3 separate regions of the Homo sapiens genome follow, and all the other regions are linked to region 3. A link is a loop called in an ENCODE intact Hi-C map of the cell type or tissue named here. Cell type or tissue: IMR-90. All regions are shown on one strand. Region 1 overlaps SHROOM3 (shroom family member 3). Region 2 overlaps SEPTIN11 (septin 11). Region 3 overlaps SHROOM3 (shroom family member 3).

What was found. Peaks named below come from ENCODE experiments on the same cell type or tissue, not always from the same donor. Only the 100,000 strongest peaks of a DNase experiment are listed, where the experiment ranks them.
Region 1: a loop joins it to region 3, with 2.4 times the contacts of the local background. A loop is called at or near these places in 8 of 110 quality-filtered maps.
Region 2: a loop joins it to region 3, with 2.6 times the contacts of the local background. A loop is called at or near these places in 10 of 110 quality-filtered maps.

The regions. Positions count from the first base shown.
Region 1 is chr4:76,608,832-76,613,831 of GRCh38, reverse strand. The region is part of intron 2 of SHROOM3 (shroom family member 3); the gene reads right to left. Among named protein-coding and RNA genes, the nearest start is that of MIR548AH, 36 kb to the right of the region's middle. In IMR-90, a CTCF peak has its summit at 2,572; DNase peaks (open chromatin) are centred at 1,951 and 2,541; H3K4me3 peaks cover 350 bases; H3K27ac peaks cover 1,640 bases.
Region 2 is chr4:77,033,864-77,038,863 of GRCh38, reverse strand. SEPTIN11 (septin 11) reads right to left here. Exons shown (of 10, transcript NM_018243.4): 10 at 249-4,367. The coding sequence ends at 4,352. Among named protein-coding and RNA genes, the nearest start is that of CCNI, 40 kb to the left of the region's middle. In IMR-90, no CTCF peak of the experiment used is centred here; a DNase peak (open chromatin) is centred at 2,463; H3K27ac peaks cover 2,395 bases.
Region 3 is chr4:76,750,529-76,755,528 of GRCh38, reverse strand. SHROOM3 (shroom family member 3) reads right to left here. Exons shown (of 11, transcript NM_020859.4): 7 at 337-1,218. All of the region lies in intron 1 of SHROOM3-AS1 (SHROOM3 antisense RNA 1), which reads left to right. Among named protein-coding and RNA genes, the nearest start is that of SHROOM3-AS1, 49 kb to the left of the region's middle. RefSeq lists a silencer at 1,319-1,613. In IMR-90, no CTCF peak of the experiment used is centred here; DNase peaks (open chromatin) are centred at 1,478 and 2,138; H3K27ac peaks cover 3,916 bases.

The DNA.
Region 1 (5,000 bases), 140 kb after region 3:
ATTGTGTTGTTCTTGATCCCATTTCCTCAGGAGTGAAGTTGAGCATGCAGCATGGCCAATAAAAAGCTGTAGCTGAGTGACCAGCTATCCCCCAGCCCTCTTCTCAGATATGCCCACTACTTGAACCTAGGTATGGCCCTCTCTTCCTTGCTATCAACATTATAACAAGAGGAGTCGAATGGAAGTTGAAGACAGGTTTGAATGGGTGACTTCCATCGAAGCCCTATCTGAGTTTTCCAATTTCCATGCCGAACTGCACATCTGTAGTATGTTCCCAAGACCACTTGAGGACTTTTTATCAAAGCAAAGGAGGTGTTAATGAGACGGATAAGATATTTCTCATGTACTGTTGGTACTTGACTCCTTTCAACTCTGCTAAAACACTAACAATCCATGGTAAATGCTTTATGTGAGCTCTGCATGTGTTCTAAAACTTGACAGCATAAAATAACAGCTTGTCTTGGCTATGAGTATGGACAGCAATTATTGAAGGTGGAGTGTTGAGGACTCACAATTTCAACTTTCTAACAATTAGAGCCATGAAGATAAGAAATGAACTGACTTGTCCAGTAGTGGGAAACCATGCAAGGAGAGGCTGGGTAAGCAGAAATACTGTAGAAGAGTTCCCTGCACTGGACCTAGTGGTGAGGTGGGAGTTAGGGATATTTGAGGAGGAACGCTGAACCACCTGCCTATCCTACAATGCCCCCACCAACTCGTTATGCTGGGAATTCTCCCTTCTGCCTCTGTTTTGTTTTGTTTTTATAACATAGAAGTTGACTGACTTGGTGTTTACCCACCTCATAAGATGCTGGGATAGACTGATATTACATGGATTCAACTCTAACTTAGTTGGCTATTCAATAGTGTCTACTTTTATTTTTTCTTTAGAGACAGGGTCTTGTTCTGTCCCCCAGGTTAGAGTGCAGTGGTGCAATCATATAGCTCACTGCAAACTCAAACTCCTGGCTTCAAGTGATCCTTCTGCCTCTGCCTCCCAAGTAGCTGGGACTACAGGAGCATGCCACCACATCCGGCTTCTTGATTGATTGATTGATTGAGATGGAGTCTTGCTATGTTGCCCAAGCTGTTCTCAAACTACCGGGCTGAATGGATCCTCCTACTTCAGTGTTCCAAAGTGCTGGGATTACAGGTATGAGCCACCATGCCCAGCCTACTTTTTAAAGTATTTGTAACATGTAACTAAATCTTGCCTGAAATAATATCATTATTATACTACATTATTTTTCAGTATAGAAAGTTTAATAATAATAGCAGCTGATATTTTATATGAAGACCACTAAAGCTCTGGCCAAAAGAAAACACTTTTAAGTCTGACAGTAATCCCTTTAGAAGCTACTTAGCATCTCATAATGTTGGGCCCTGGGATTCATTCTCAATTTAAAGGGAGTTAAAACTTACTGACTAACACACCAGTTAGGTCTTCAGATTGTCTCTCCAAAGTTTTAAGTATTTCTATATCATGAGTACTGCTTCCACTTATATCTTTTTTGGCTAAACAAACTAGTTCTATAACTAATATCATCTTCCAACTAGCCAGAGGTTTAACTAGAAAATCCTGCCATAGGAGAGAAGCAGGATACATGCAGCTGCACACAGATTAAAATTTTGCTCCTTCCTTTAGATGTATAATATTATTACTGGATACTGCCATATGTGGATGGAAAAATATACCTCCAAATCAAAAGGCAGAATTCCCTCTGAGCGGGTTTAGAGTAGAGGAATAGAAACACTTGGGTTTTACAACAATGAGAGGAGGCAGAGGCAAGCAGGGGGTTTGGATCAGAAAGAACTGTGTCTGAGCAAGTTTTTCCTTGGAGAAAATGAAAACATTGTTCTAAGAATATTTCAAGAAGGAAAATGTGTGTTATTCAACATGGAACTGATTCAGCCTGTGTTGAACAAACAAACTTCCATGGCTGATGATCCGGACACTGGGTGAAGATGATAATCCTTTCAGGTATGATTCGCCAGAAACTCCAGAAGCTGGAGCCAGCACAGGGTGTGCCTGACGGGCAGTCTCCCCAAGTCAGGCTGATCCAGAGGCTGGGCATGTTCCGTGTGTTTCCTTGTAGAGTTCCTGGTATGGCGTGCACACTAGGTAAATATTAAAGAACTTTCCTCTGCCTAGCTTCATTACCCAAGGACACTGTGACCTTAAGAAGTTCTTATCAATGGAGGGCAAATATAAAAACAGTAAGGAGTTTGCCCTAAATTACAGCCAGAAAGTTCACTACGTAAAAACTGGGAGTCTCAGTTTCTTCAGGGAGCCAGGATGCCCCTTTAGCATCCAGGAATGACTTCCTATCACCCCACCGTTTTCTCACTTTTGCTAAATTGACTCAAAAGGAGGTGGCTCCCTTGTGCCCCTTCACCCCTGCCATGGCTCTTAGAAAAAAATCCAGCATTCCCGATAAGAAATAACCAAAACAACGAGATCGTTTGAATTCCACTGAGACCAATTCATCATGCAGTGTTAAAAAAAAAAAATCCTTCACACTCTCCAAGTTAAATAATCAGAATGAGAACGCAGACTTTAAGAGAGAGAGAGAGAGAGACACAGAGAGAGGGCGCACAAAGTCAACTGGAATTTGGGAGCTGAGGCAAGAAGTAACTTTAAAAAAATCATCTTCAACTCACTTAAAGATTGGTAGTGGTGATGGTTGCACAACAATGTGAAGGTGCTTAATGCCACCAAATTATACACTTAAAATGGTTAAAATGGTCAATTTAATGTTATGTATACTTTACTGCAATTTTTTTAATGGGAAAAAAATCACCTTAGAACTCTTCAAGCAAGCCCCTCCCCCATCCCTATCCACAGTGGAGGACAAATGGGTTGAGATTGTTGTGAAATAGTTTCTCATTTGAGGGAGGGCTACTGAACTTGGAGGAAAGCAGCCCCTCTCGTCACCAATTGCCTGAATCTTAACCCCCCAGCTGGGTCTGGAGAAAACATGTTCATCAGTGAGAACCTGCACACGAAATCCCTGACTCACCTTTGACTTTGGATCTCTCAATCAACAGAATAGGGAGATAACCTTAAGATCTGGAGAGGGGTAACGGCAGGATCCCTCTACACGGATGCCAACAGCTTTAAAAATAAAACCCAAATTACAGAAGAAATCATGGAAAGGCTGGGAGTGGATTCCCAAAGGTGTACATTAGTGGAAAAAACACACATATGAACAAAACAAGAATCAAATCACTACAAGAGTGTATCAAGATTTGTGGATATTTAGGAAATATATAAAAGTGGACAGCGGAAGACGAGGGGATGCAGTTATTTCAGCAACAAGAGGCTTCATCTCCAAATTTCACATTAATACATAAAGTAAAACACAAACCACTCTACTTTTTTTTGGTGTTTCAATATAATCTTCAAACCAGAAAAACTCTCAGTCTGCTAAAGGTTACTAAAAATCAAATTCTGAAGCTATGGCCACTTTTTAGGAAATTCAAAATTACCAGAAATGAACAGCTGTGATTTTGCTAAACAAAGAAAACCTTTCCACAAAATGCCAACATCTAACTCATACCTCGATGGCATATCACTCAATGAGAGTGAAAAAGTAAACATTTTCTGAAATGAGGGTGATTTTTTTTGGCTAGACAACTGCCACATGGTGGTTATCTTCTCTTTTAGTTTTACAATAAGGAAAGACAGGCACTGGCTTATTTGCTTTGGTTTGACAGATGATGGTCAAGCGTAGCTTTGAGATTATATCCTCATTACCCTTTATGAAGGAAAACAAAGTACAATCCATTTTCCTTGCAGAAAAGTCTTCCCCTTTCTTGCCCAGGAGATTTTTCAAAGTCATTCTCTCCTTGTCCTCCAAAAGATAAATAAAAATAAAACAAAATGGGTACCAGGTAGCAACAGCTTCCTGAGACAAGTTTGAAAATCTAAACTCGAGCCTAATAAGATGTTCACAGTTCAGTAGCATCTACTGAAAAAAAGTAAATTAATGTTATCTTTTATATTGTTACTTCCAGACAGAATACATAATGGTGTAAACATGATATTCTAGACTCTCTATTTAGGTAAATGTTAGGAAGTGGTGGATGGGCACAAAAGACTTAATTGCCTGCTAACACTGCTCTTAACATCTAGTCTATTCTGATAGACTGGGGTCATTTGAAAGGAAACTAAGAGTTTACAACGTAATTTGTTTTTTCACATTTCTTTTTTAAAGACTTCTGATCCTGAAGAGAAACATGGTCAGATACAGATTCTGAGGGCCAGTTGCAATGGCTCACGCCTGTAATCCCAACAGTTTGGGAGGCTGAGGCAGGAGAATCTCATGAGGCCAGCCTAGGCAACATAGTAAGACCCTATCTCTCCAAAACAAAAACAAAAATTAGCTGGGCATGGTGGCATAAATCTGTAGTCTTAGCTACCCAGGAGGCTGAAGCAAGAGGATTGCTTGAGCCCAGGAGTTTGAGGTTACAATGAGCTGTGATCTGTGTTCCAGCCTGGCTGACAGAGCAAGATCCTGTCTCCAAAACAAACAAACAAACAAACATACCAAAACAGATTGTCTATATGGACTATGATGTACTAGAGGCCTGGAAAAAGATTACTTGAATTTGCAAGGTTCAATGTATACTCCAGAAATGAAATAACTGCACTTCTCCATTCAGTTATCAGGAAATTATAAACATATACAAGCTTTCCTAAATGTTGAATGGTTAGAGAAGTGTTCTTGTTAATTGTATATCCTAATTCACTTAGTAAAATATTCTGGATATTAACACCTTGTCAGACATATTATTTGCAAGTATTTTCTCCTATACCCCTAAGTTTTATTTGGGACCTGAGATTTGCATTTCTAACAAGTTCCCAGGTAATGCTGCTGGTCCAGGGCCCAAGATTTGAGAACCACTGCTTTCCATAGCAAGTGTTCAGCACTTTACATGTATTAACTCACCCAAGTCTCATATTATCATTCTTGTTTTACTGAGGGAGAAATGGATTC
Region 2 (5,000 bases), 280 kb before region 3:
TGAATTGGCAGGGTGGACAGGGACAGGCATGGGGGAAAAAGGGTGATAACATGATATGTGAAGTACAGGACACCACATGGCACGTATCTTTGAGAAACTGGTGTAACCCAGACGGCAGCCATTTGAAGTCTACCACACGAGGCAGGAAAGCATGAGACTCTTATCCCTATTTCTTTTATCCAGTAAGCACGTGTACATATGCAAACCAAGCAGTGACTAAAAAGAACTCACAAAAAAGGGCACACAAATAATGTTTGGGTAAAAATATATTTTCCCCCGCTTTATGTCTTGGCACTAGTGATATATGCATAGATTATCTGTTCACCACTCTCCTACCTTAACAGATGCCAAATTACCAAGCATGTTGCTAAGTGATCACTTTCATATTTGAAAAAATGATATGCTTCACATCAATACAATTACTTTAGTTTAAAAAAGACAAATGTCTAACATGCAGCTTACATATATGACAATTCTGCATTAACAATGAAAGTAGATTACACGACAGTTTTAGAAAACACATTGGTTATTTTCAAACAGCAAAATGACAAGGATCTACAACTACAGTTTAAGGCATATCAGCATATTTTAAAATTAAGAAATAGACAAAGTTCTAATGCTGTTCACAGCTTTTCAATTTATTTAAAAAATTCCCTTCATACCTACATACAAACTAGACTTTGTAGGTCTTAATTCCCACTAAAGAATGTGTCCTGTCAGTGGAACCAGGACTTTTCGAAGCTGAGACCTGACAATTCCAGACTCTTGCAAATGGCAAAGCAAAGGGGTGGGAATGGACAGTTTTTGTAGGACCACACAGAGACAGCAGGACGTGGGTCGGTAACAGCTGAAAAACCTCACCCAATAGTTTGTATGTGAAACAGTCATGGAAATGTCAAGAAAGCAAGGAAACCAAGTCTGTTCATTTGAGGTGCACAAGATGTGGATTGTGTGTGTTACTGCTGGTGAGTCACAAAGCAGAGAAGGAAGATAAGTAATCTGTGCCCACTGTTACATTAAATAATTCCCATTGTTGAAATGCCCTTTTTGGAGAAAACCTTAACCAATTAATAAAGAGCCTAAGTTGGGAAAACACAATCTGAACTGCCAATAAATTCTCATCAATGCTTTTCCATCACATTCTACAGTACATGTGTTATGGAGATCTAAAGTTCAGAAGAAGCAAAAAGATGGTATTATGTTTGAACAAAAGATATGGGGTAAGGCCAGCTAGTTATGTAGGCCCCTCAATCCCCAAAAAAGAGGTGGCCACTGTCAGCAGTTAGCACCAGGGAGAGACCATTAAACTAAGATTAAAAAATTAAGTGGTCATAAAGGCATCCTAGCATAAAAATTTTTCTCTTGGTTTTCTCTAGTAGAAGATGGTAATTTCTCATTCTGGCTTTATTTGCCTTGCCAGAATCAAGGGCCCTCTGAGCTATCCAATGATGCCCATGAGGCTATGTAGAGCACAGGCAGGGATTAATAATTTCTTTTTTTTTTTTGGAGAGTCTCACTTCATCACCCAGGTTGGAATGCAGTGGTGCAATCTTGGCTCACTGCAACCTCCATCTCCCAAGTTCAAGCAATTCTCCTGACTTAGCCTCCCAAGTAGCTGGGACTACAGGCACGTGCCACCACGCCTGGCTAATTTTTGTATTTTTTGTAGAGACGGGGTTTCACCGTGTTCGCCAAGGTGGTCTTGAACTCCAGGCCTCAAGTGATCTGCCCACCTCGGCCTCTCAAAGTGCTGGGATTACAGGCATGAGCCACCACACCTGGCCTGGATTAGTAATTTCGGATTTCCAAATTCAGGTCAAGAAGTGGAATTTATTATGTGGTTCTTGTGAAAAAAATATAAATGTGGCCTTTTAAATATATTTAGTCTTTTTTTTAAACAAAGGCTACTCAAACCATTACCTTCCTGCCCCCCTTGAAAAGAAAAAAAAAATCTATCCATCCCATTTGCTTTCTCTAATTTTGAAAAGTCAGAAAGATCTCAAAGGTTTCTTACTACCGTACTTACATGCAAAGGCGAAAGCACATCCAATTAGATTTGAGGGTATCATTTATTCCGTGCAGAGCCAAGGACTACTGTGAAAAAAAGGCATAGATACAGAAAGAAAAAAGAAAAGCAGCAATAACAAACTAAACAGGGCTAGGGAGCAGTGGCAGAAAAAAGTTCAGAAGCAATACATTTTTTAAAAAAAAAAGCTTCTATTTGTTTCTTTTGACTTTTTATTCCCTGACTCGCCATATGATTTATTTTGCTGGGAAAAATTTAATGCAAAAAAGTCAATCCAATCAATAATCTTGGAATCAAAAAGTCAGCTGGATGCCTTTCGTTGTTATGCTCATTTTAAAAAAATTTTAGTGATGCAAGAGACAATTTAAAAGTGTACTTTCTGTACAAGCCACAAAAATGCTCACACAAGCGGTGGTTGGAACAAGCATACAACACAAATATTCAAGCTTTTGTCTGATGCACAGCCTATGAGCAAATTCAGCCCATGGTTTGAATCAACATGCCAGCTACTATTTGGCTGCTCCACAGTTAGCTCCAGACTAGAATTATTTAAAAAAACAAAAGCAAAAACAAGAATGTTGGTCCAGTAGCTCCTAAACCTGTGAAGACTATGACTACTGCTGTGTCTAGTGTGTAGTTTCTATTCCAGCTTTGTTTAGGCTTCCATGAAACTAATTTCCTTACTTTGCTTAATTAAGCATAATCAGTTCATGGAAGACCATTCCTTCTTTCCTCTAAGTATGGTTGAGGACAAAGAAAAGGAGAAAAAATCTTTGCTGAAATCAAAATGGAGACTTGCTCATTCAAAAAAGAAAGTGTGTGTCAGGGGAGACGCAGCATATTCTATCCTATTTACTTAATCTCTAACCAGTGAGGAAAATGCAGAGGGGCAGTGGGTTCATGAGAAATGTTATCCTTTCTACATGTAGAGAGAAAGCTGGGAGGATCTTGTTAGTAGAGGGGAAAAAACAATCACACAGATGAAAGGATAAGCATCAGAAAGGAGCAGTATAGAAAAGAGATTAAATATGCACTCTTCCATACAAATTAGGCATTTAGTACAGGTTCTGGCATATGGGCCAGTTCTAATCCCTGATGAGGCAAGGGCCTTAGACAAAGAGCAGGTGGAGCTAGCCAAGGTGAGGAAAATTCCAGACAATGATTTGAGACTTCAGCTGTTCTATTTCTTCTTTCTTTTATTGCCAAATACTGAAAGGAGACTAAGCAAGGAAGCTGGATATGAAATGTCTACCTTCTTGACTTACGGGTCATGTTGTGGTCCTTCCTATTTCCACCTTAAAATTGACAAGGCCTCGCTCAAATTTGTGCTACCAATGATACAGAGTTTATAGCAAATTTTCTAAGGGAAGTATCTGTGGAAATTTTCTCATGATTCATGAAAAATGTTATTAGAAGTACAAGTATCCTGGAATCAGTCATCAGGTCCTCCCTCTAAGCCCACTGGGAACAAACTGAGGTGTGTTTATGAAAGATTCCTTACTGTTAGTGGTAAGCAGGCTGTAGAAAGCCCATCATCCTTAGAAGAAGATTCTTCTACTAAGCAATGTTACATGATCCAACCTTTAAGACCTCTATCTGTGAGAGGATCAAGGATGCACCAGTAAATGTGAACTAATCATAGTTTTCTCATACCAGTCTACTCCAACTTGGCCAGGATTGAAGGCAGGCATTCAGATGCAGTTTCAAACCATGAGAGGAGACAGTCTGAACAGACCCACAAGCTCAGGCCAAATAATGTTATTGATTAAAATGAAAATGTCATGCAAGGGTAAAAATAAAATATAATGCTTGCTCACCAGTCTGTCTACGTACAAATCTACCTTGGCTTAGGACAAGTGTGGAGAAAAGACAGTGAGTTCAGGGATTGTGCACTCATGGAGATGAATCATCAAGAAAATGCAAACTCTTGTCATGGCTATTCAGGTTTTTAGTTCAGCTGCTGAGGCGGTGAGAAGTTTTCATGTCAGACGTACAGGTAGCATTTTACCCCACTTTCCTCTGTCCAAAGCGACATACAAGTAACAGGCCTGCTTCGTGCTGCCATTCAGAACAGGCATAAAAAGCAAATCATTTACTTTCCGGAAACAGAGTCCAGCTGCACAGAGCATTCGCGGTTATTCCCTTGTTCTATCATTTTCTACCACCCAACAACATTCAGCAAAACGAGTTAATAATAGTTACTGGTGTTTGAGGAAGGGTAAAAAAATAAAATAAAATAAAATAAAACTAAAGAACACACATGGCAGAGATACGATATTACTGCAAAAGCAGGTGAATGCGGGAACATCCTTGGCTTGCCAGGCTTTATGTGAAGCTTGCACTGCAAGTTAAAAAACAAAACAAAAAAGTTAGAAATAATAATAAATTAAAAAGAAAGGAAAATTAGGAGCGACAGCACCAGCATTCAGTGATGGTGAATGCTCATGCAATGATTATGGAATTGACAGAAATTAAAACCAAAAATTTGAGAAGGCTACTCTACATGACAAGCCAAAGCAAAATTTAATACTGAATTAAAGACATATGGTTAGTTTCCATTTGTATGTAATTTAGAATTCACAAGTGACTTCTTGAAACCACTGCATGTCTAGTGGGAGGATTTACTGTTTGGCTTTTGTTTTCTCAAATAACACAAAACCATTATCTATTAGGTTTGGGTGTCCCATTAGTACTGAATAGGAGCTTCATTTTCCACTTCTGAGCTGCTGAAGGAGTCAGAGAATAAATATACAATAAATGCCTTTGTACAATTGACTTGAAGAAAAGGTCTAAAGCAGTTTAGGGATTGAAATTACATAGTGAATGGAGGACATGCTATTAATCTAGTTGGGTAGGGGGAAAAAAAGGACAATCACTGGAATGGTTACAGCTACAGCAATGCCAGGAGCTTTCCCCCTCTTTTAGGTACAAAGTAATGCCAAACCCACGGTCCACGTGTCTAATTTTAGGCAAC
Region 3 (5,000 bases):
CTTCTATATGCCCTCCTCTTTTGTCTTATTTCCTAACTGATTCAGAACTCATCCAGGGAGGAGGGATTTACTTGGACCGCCTAAGCCTATCCTGTCCCCAGAAGTGAAATGTGCCCCTTGGGTCCCAGCTTTCATTTCTGCCACCCTGACTCCTCAGTACCCAATGACACTGGTCCAACTACCTCCTGAGGCAAACAGATCAACAGTGTCCTGAGCTGAGCTGTATAGAAACATCTCCATGCCAGGGTTCTTCTGTGGCCAGCAGAAGGACCTGGGCCACCTGGGGCATGACACTCTCCTGTTAGTGGGGGAAAGCTGCCCAGTCTGCTCACTCACCTGGGGCGTGGCCCCTCGGGATCCTCACTGTCCAGCTGCGCCTCACATACAGTGTGGGGAGGAGGTGGAGGGAAGTCATCCATGCTATACACCGGGGTTTCCTGACTCGGTGGAGGAGGTGGGGGTGGGGGAAGAGGTTCAAATGTGGGGCTGGACGTGGCCTTGGGGTGCGGATCCCTCACAAACACTTCGTCTTCATAATCCTCATGAGGTGGCGGGGAGTCCCGCAGGACAGACTCAGATATTCGGAGGGAGATCCTCCCTGGAGTGCTCGGGGCCCCAAGAGGTGTGTCTGGGTCAGAAGTGCTGCATAAACTTGGAAGACTCTGCTGTTTTTGATAGTGCTTCAGGTTTGCAAAATCAGGGGCTGAGGATTCCTCAGGAAGGCTGTCCTCTCTGGCTGCGTGGGCCCACTTTGCTCGAGAAGGAGGTGGCCACTGAGGCAGCGAGACCCTCTTCCTCGTTCCCTCTTCTACCCCATGCTCTGGGCCATCGCCCTCACAGCCTCTTGGACCGGGAGGCTGGGTCAGGGTGTGACCATTGCTTCTGTGCATCATGGCAGGGGTGTAGGGCGGGAGAGGCTGTCGCCCTGTCTGACCGTCCTGTGAGCAGTAGCCAGAGGGAATGGCTGAAGGCAGAGGGGTGCCAATTGGGGTCAGGGGTGCAGCCCTGGTGTCTGTGACCAGCCCTTGCGTTCCTGCCAGTGGTGGCCTGGGGCAGGGTGTCCTACTGGCTTGCCTCTGATGGTCCAGGGTTCCAGGACATTCACTAGGAACGGAGGAATCACCAATGGCTTTGCAGCCTGAACCACCCCAACGAGGGGTGAGATGGTGGAAGAGCGGCAGCATCTCTTCTTGGCCTCTTTCTGAACAACTGAGTGACCTGGAACGGCACACAGACAGGAGGGTTACAGCTCTGAAGAAAGGGGCAAACATGCAGCCCAATGCTCCTTACATAGATGAGAAAAGCATTTAAGAGGAAGGAGGACCTCTTTTCCTTCCCCCAGAAACTGCACACTGTCTTCCCTGGCTGCTCACAGGAAGACCCAAGTTAAACCAGTACTAGGCAGGCATAAATTCCTACAGGAAAATGTCACATGGAATGACTGGGTTCACAAGGCATTTTCTTTTATTAACCCTCTCACCGCCCCCACATCCTGTACACACCATGCAACATAAGGCAGCTTTTGAGGACAGGCTTCAGGCTATAAAAACAAACAGTACATTTCTTCAGCCCCTTTTAGGACTACTTCAGGAAATAGCTCCCAGCTCTGGGGAAAAATAATGCTGCCTTCTTCTCTCCCAGTGCGATCCCCACGGGGGAGGTCTGTTTTGAAAGCATTTGCATGGGCTGCTGAATTTGAAGGTTTTATTTACAACTTTTGCTTACTCTCCTAGTGTTTTCATTTCATCTGATGAAAAATAAAAAGGAGGGGGAGAGTCTCACCTAAGGAGCTAATAAGCAGTTACCTCTGGAGAAAGAGGCTGGCAATAATAAGCAAATATAGTACATGGTGATTTAAACAACTGTACGCTAGACTCCGAGGAAAAACCCAACAATTCGCAAAACTTTTGTTATTGTGTTCTAAAGGAGAAAAATCCACAAAACAAAACAGAAAAAAGAGTCTGTGGCACTACCTGCTATGCAAGAGTTAATGTGAGGATAAAAAGCTCTCCAGCAAACCCACCGTGATTTGTACATTCCCTGTCTGCAGTTCCCTGACTGGCTATGTGAGTGGATCTGGAGTGCAGATGGCACATTTCATCTCACAGATCTGACTCCTCTGAGGGAGTGGTGACTCAGTCCCACATCAGAGCAATAACACAGGGCTTGCCACAAGATCATCCAAGTGCCAGGCAAACAGAATGCAGCATGTGGTGGAAGAAGATGGCAAAGAACCAAATTAGCTCTTCTCATGCCTTTATTTTTCCTTTATTATACATAGATGCAGATGATGGAATAAAGGGCCCACCTCTCTCTCTGATGCAACCCCTCCCTTCCCATGACCAGTCCCTTTCATTCAGACATGGTTTCTTTACCAGGAACCTCTCCATAGAGAAGTGTAGCCACTCTGCACTTCCTGGTGGCTTCCCGCTGGGGATGCTCTTCACTTCTGTCTCATCCATCCTGGCATCCCCAGTACCTGCCACCAAGTACCCCCTCAGCAAATGTCTGTTGAACAGTGACGTCTCCTTTGCCCAGCTGCTCTCCAGACTGTAGCATACAAACTGTTTTTAAACCCAGCATCCTTTAACAGGATGTGGAGTCAGTTGAAATCTGATGTTTTAACGACTAATTCAGATGCCTTTATTTTATTTATTATATCTTGAGGCTTTTCTAAAGGGGAAGACATCACTAAAACATACAATAATATAGCACTTATCCTTTAAAGATCCAGCCCAATAGACTTTTATATGATGTTTTTAGTTTGTGTGACCTTAGTTTACACAAACTATACTAAAGTGGCATTTTCTTTTTGAAGATAATATCAGTGGTAAATGCTTAGCTTGGTTGAGAATGCTTCTCCGTGGTGATTATTTTGTGTTTTTAGGAATGAAGTTTGGGATAAAAAAAGACTTTGTTCAAGTCCCTTTTATAATAGAGTGTGAGAGGGTCACCCAGAGTCTGCTGATATGTATCCAGGAATCCTACTATTCAAGAATGGATTTTGAGAGCAATTAGTCTCACCTTTGTTTTGTTTTGCTTTAAAAAAAAAAAGAAAAAGCATTTTTAAAAAATTGTGGTTAGAAAAAACAACATAAAATTTCATCTTAACCATTTTTAAGTTCAGTAGTGTTAATATGTTCACACTGTTGTGAAACAGATCTCCAGAACTTTCACAACTTGCAAACCTAAAACTATGTACCCACTAAATAATAACTCCCCATTTCCCCCTCCTACTAACCCCTGGAAATCACTATTTTGTGTTTTGTGTGAATTTGACTACTTTAAGTACTTCATACAAGTGAAATTATACAGTATGTCTTTTTGTGACTGGCTTATATTTCACTTCACGTAATGTCATGTTGAAGCATGTGGCAGAATTTCCTTTTTAAGGCTGAGTAATATTCCATTGTATGGCTATACCACATTTTGTTTATCCAATCATCTGTCATGAGTAGACATTTGGGTTGTTTCCACCTCTTGGCTATTGTGAATAGTAAATACAGCTGCTATGAACATGGGTGTGAACATGGGTCTTGGAGACCCTGCTTTCAATTTTTTTGGACACATACTCTGAAGTGGCATTGCCAGATCATATGGTAGTTCTATTTTTAATGTTCTGAGATCTCCATGCTGTTTTTCATACGGCTGCACCATTTTACATTCCCACTAACAGTGTGCAAGGTTTCTAATTTCCCCATATCCTCACCAACACTGGTTGTTTTTCGTTTTTTTAATTGCAGCCATTCTAATGTGTGTGAGGTAAACATCTCATTGTGGTTTTGAGTTCTCTGATGATTAGTGGTGTTGAGCATCTTTTCAATGCTTGTTGGCCATGTGTCTGCCATCTTTGGATAAATGTCTAAGTCTTTTGCCCATTTTTATATAGACAAGTAAATTTTTATGTTTGAAATTAACAAGTGAATGTCTGAATTTAGTTGGATTGGTATCCTCTAGTGTTTTTCTTTAAAATGGAGATAAAAAGAGTGGAGAATGTTTGAAAACAGGAAAGAAGTATATAATAATGACAACTATTGTCTCTTTGTGACCCATGAAGGCATCAAACTCTCATAAAACTTGAACAGTGCAAAATCTCTACTTTTCTATAAATTAGAACATTTTATGTTTTTTAAAAAGCACTAATGTAAAGTCTGAATTTCATGTATTCAGGGAGAATTATGTCAGCATGGAGGAAAACTGACTGATCCTAATAGGCATTCATGGAGAACAGAGGGCACATTCCTCCAAATTCCACCTTCCAAATTATTTTGACATTTCAATATTGTCCAGTTGATGTGACTCTTGTCTTCGTACTATGATTAACAGAGTGACTATGATAAAAGACCATGCAAGCCTTTAGAAAAAAAAGAGTGTTATACTTTTTTGTGTCTTCTTGGTTGTGATGGTCAGAAAAATATACTGCAAGCAGAATTTTTAGTACTCAAAATTCATAGCACAGGATCTGTGATCAAGTCCCTCCCATGTTTTCCTGTCGGCTGCACTTTCCATGCCTATGCTTTTCCCCAGGACAGCTGAGAATTACATGTCCTGAAATTATCAATATCCTTTTCAGCAAGCACTAGGCATGCAGCTGCACCTATGCTAATGTCAATTGCTGAAGAACAGGACAAGCATTTCAGTTATTCAGTGGTATGCGATGCTTGTCATATTTATTCTTTTGGCATTTTTACAGCTCAGAAAGTTTTTTTTTTTTTTTAAACACAGAACTAATTTTGTTGAGGAAGATTTCCCCCTCCCCACAAAATTGCCACCTGTGTTTCTCAGATTGTCGATATTGCCACTGAGCCAACCAACAGCCCCCCTCACCTGTCACCTTCAATTATTTTTTTCCTTTCCAAGTTTTATTTTAGGTTCAAGGAGTACATGTACAGGTTTGTTACATGGGTAAATTGCATGACGCTGGGGTTTGATGTAAAGATAATTTTGTCACCCAGGTAAGCATAGTACCTGATAGGTAGTTTTTTCAATCCTCACCTTCC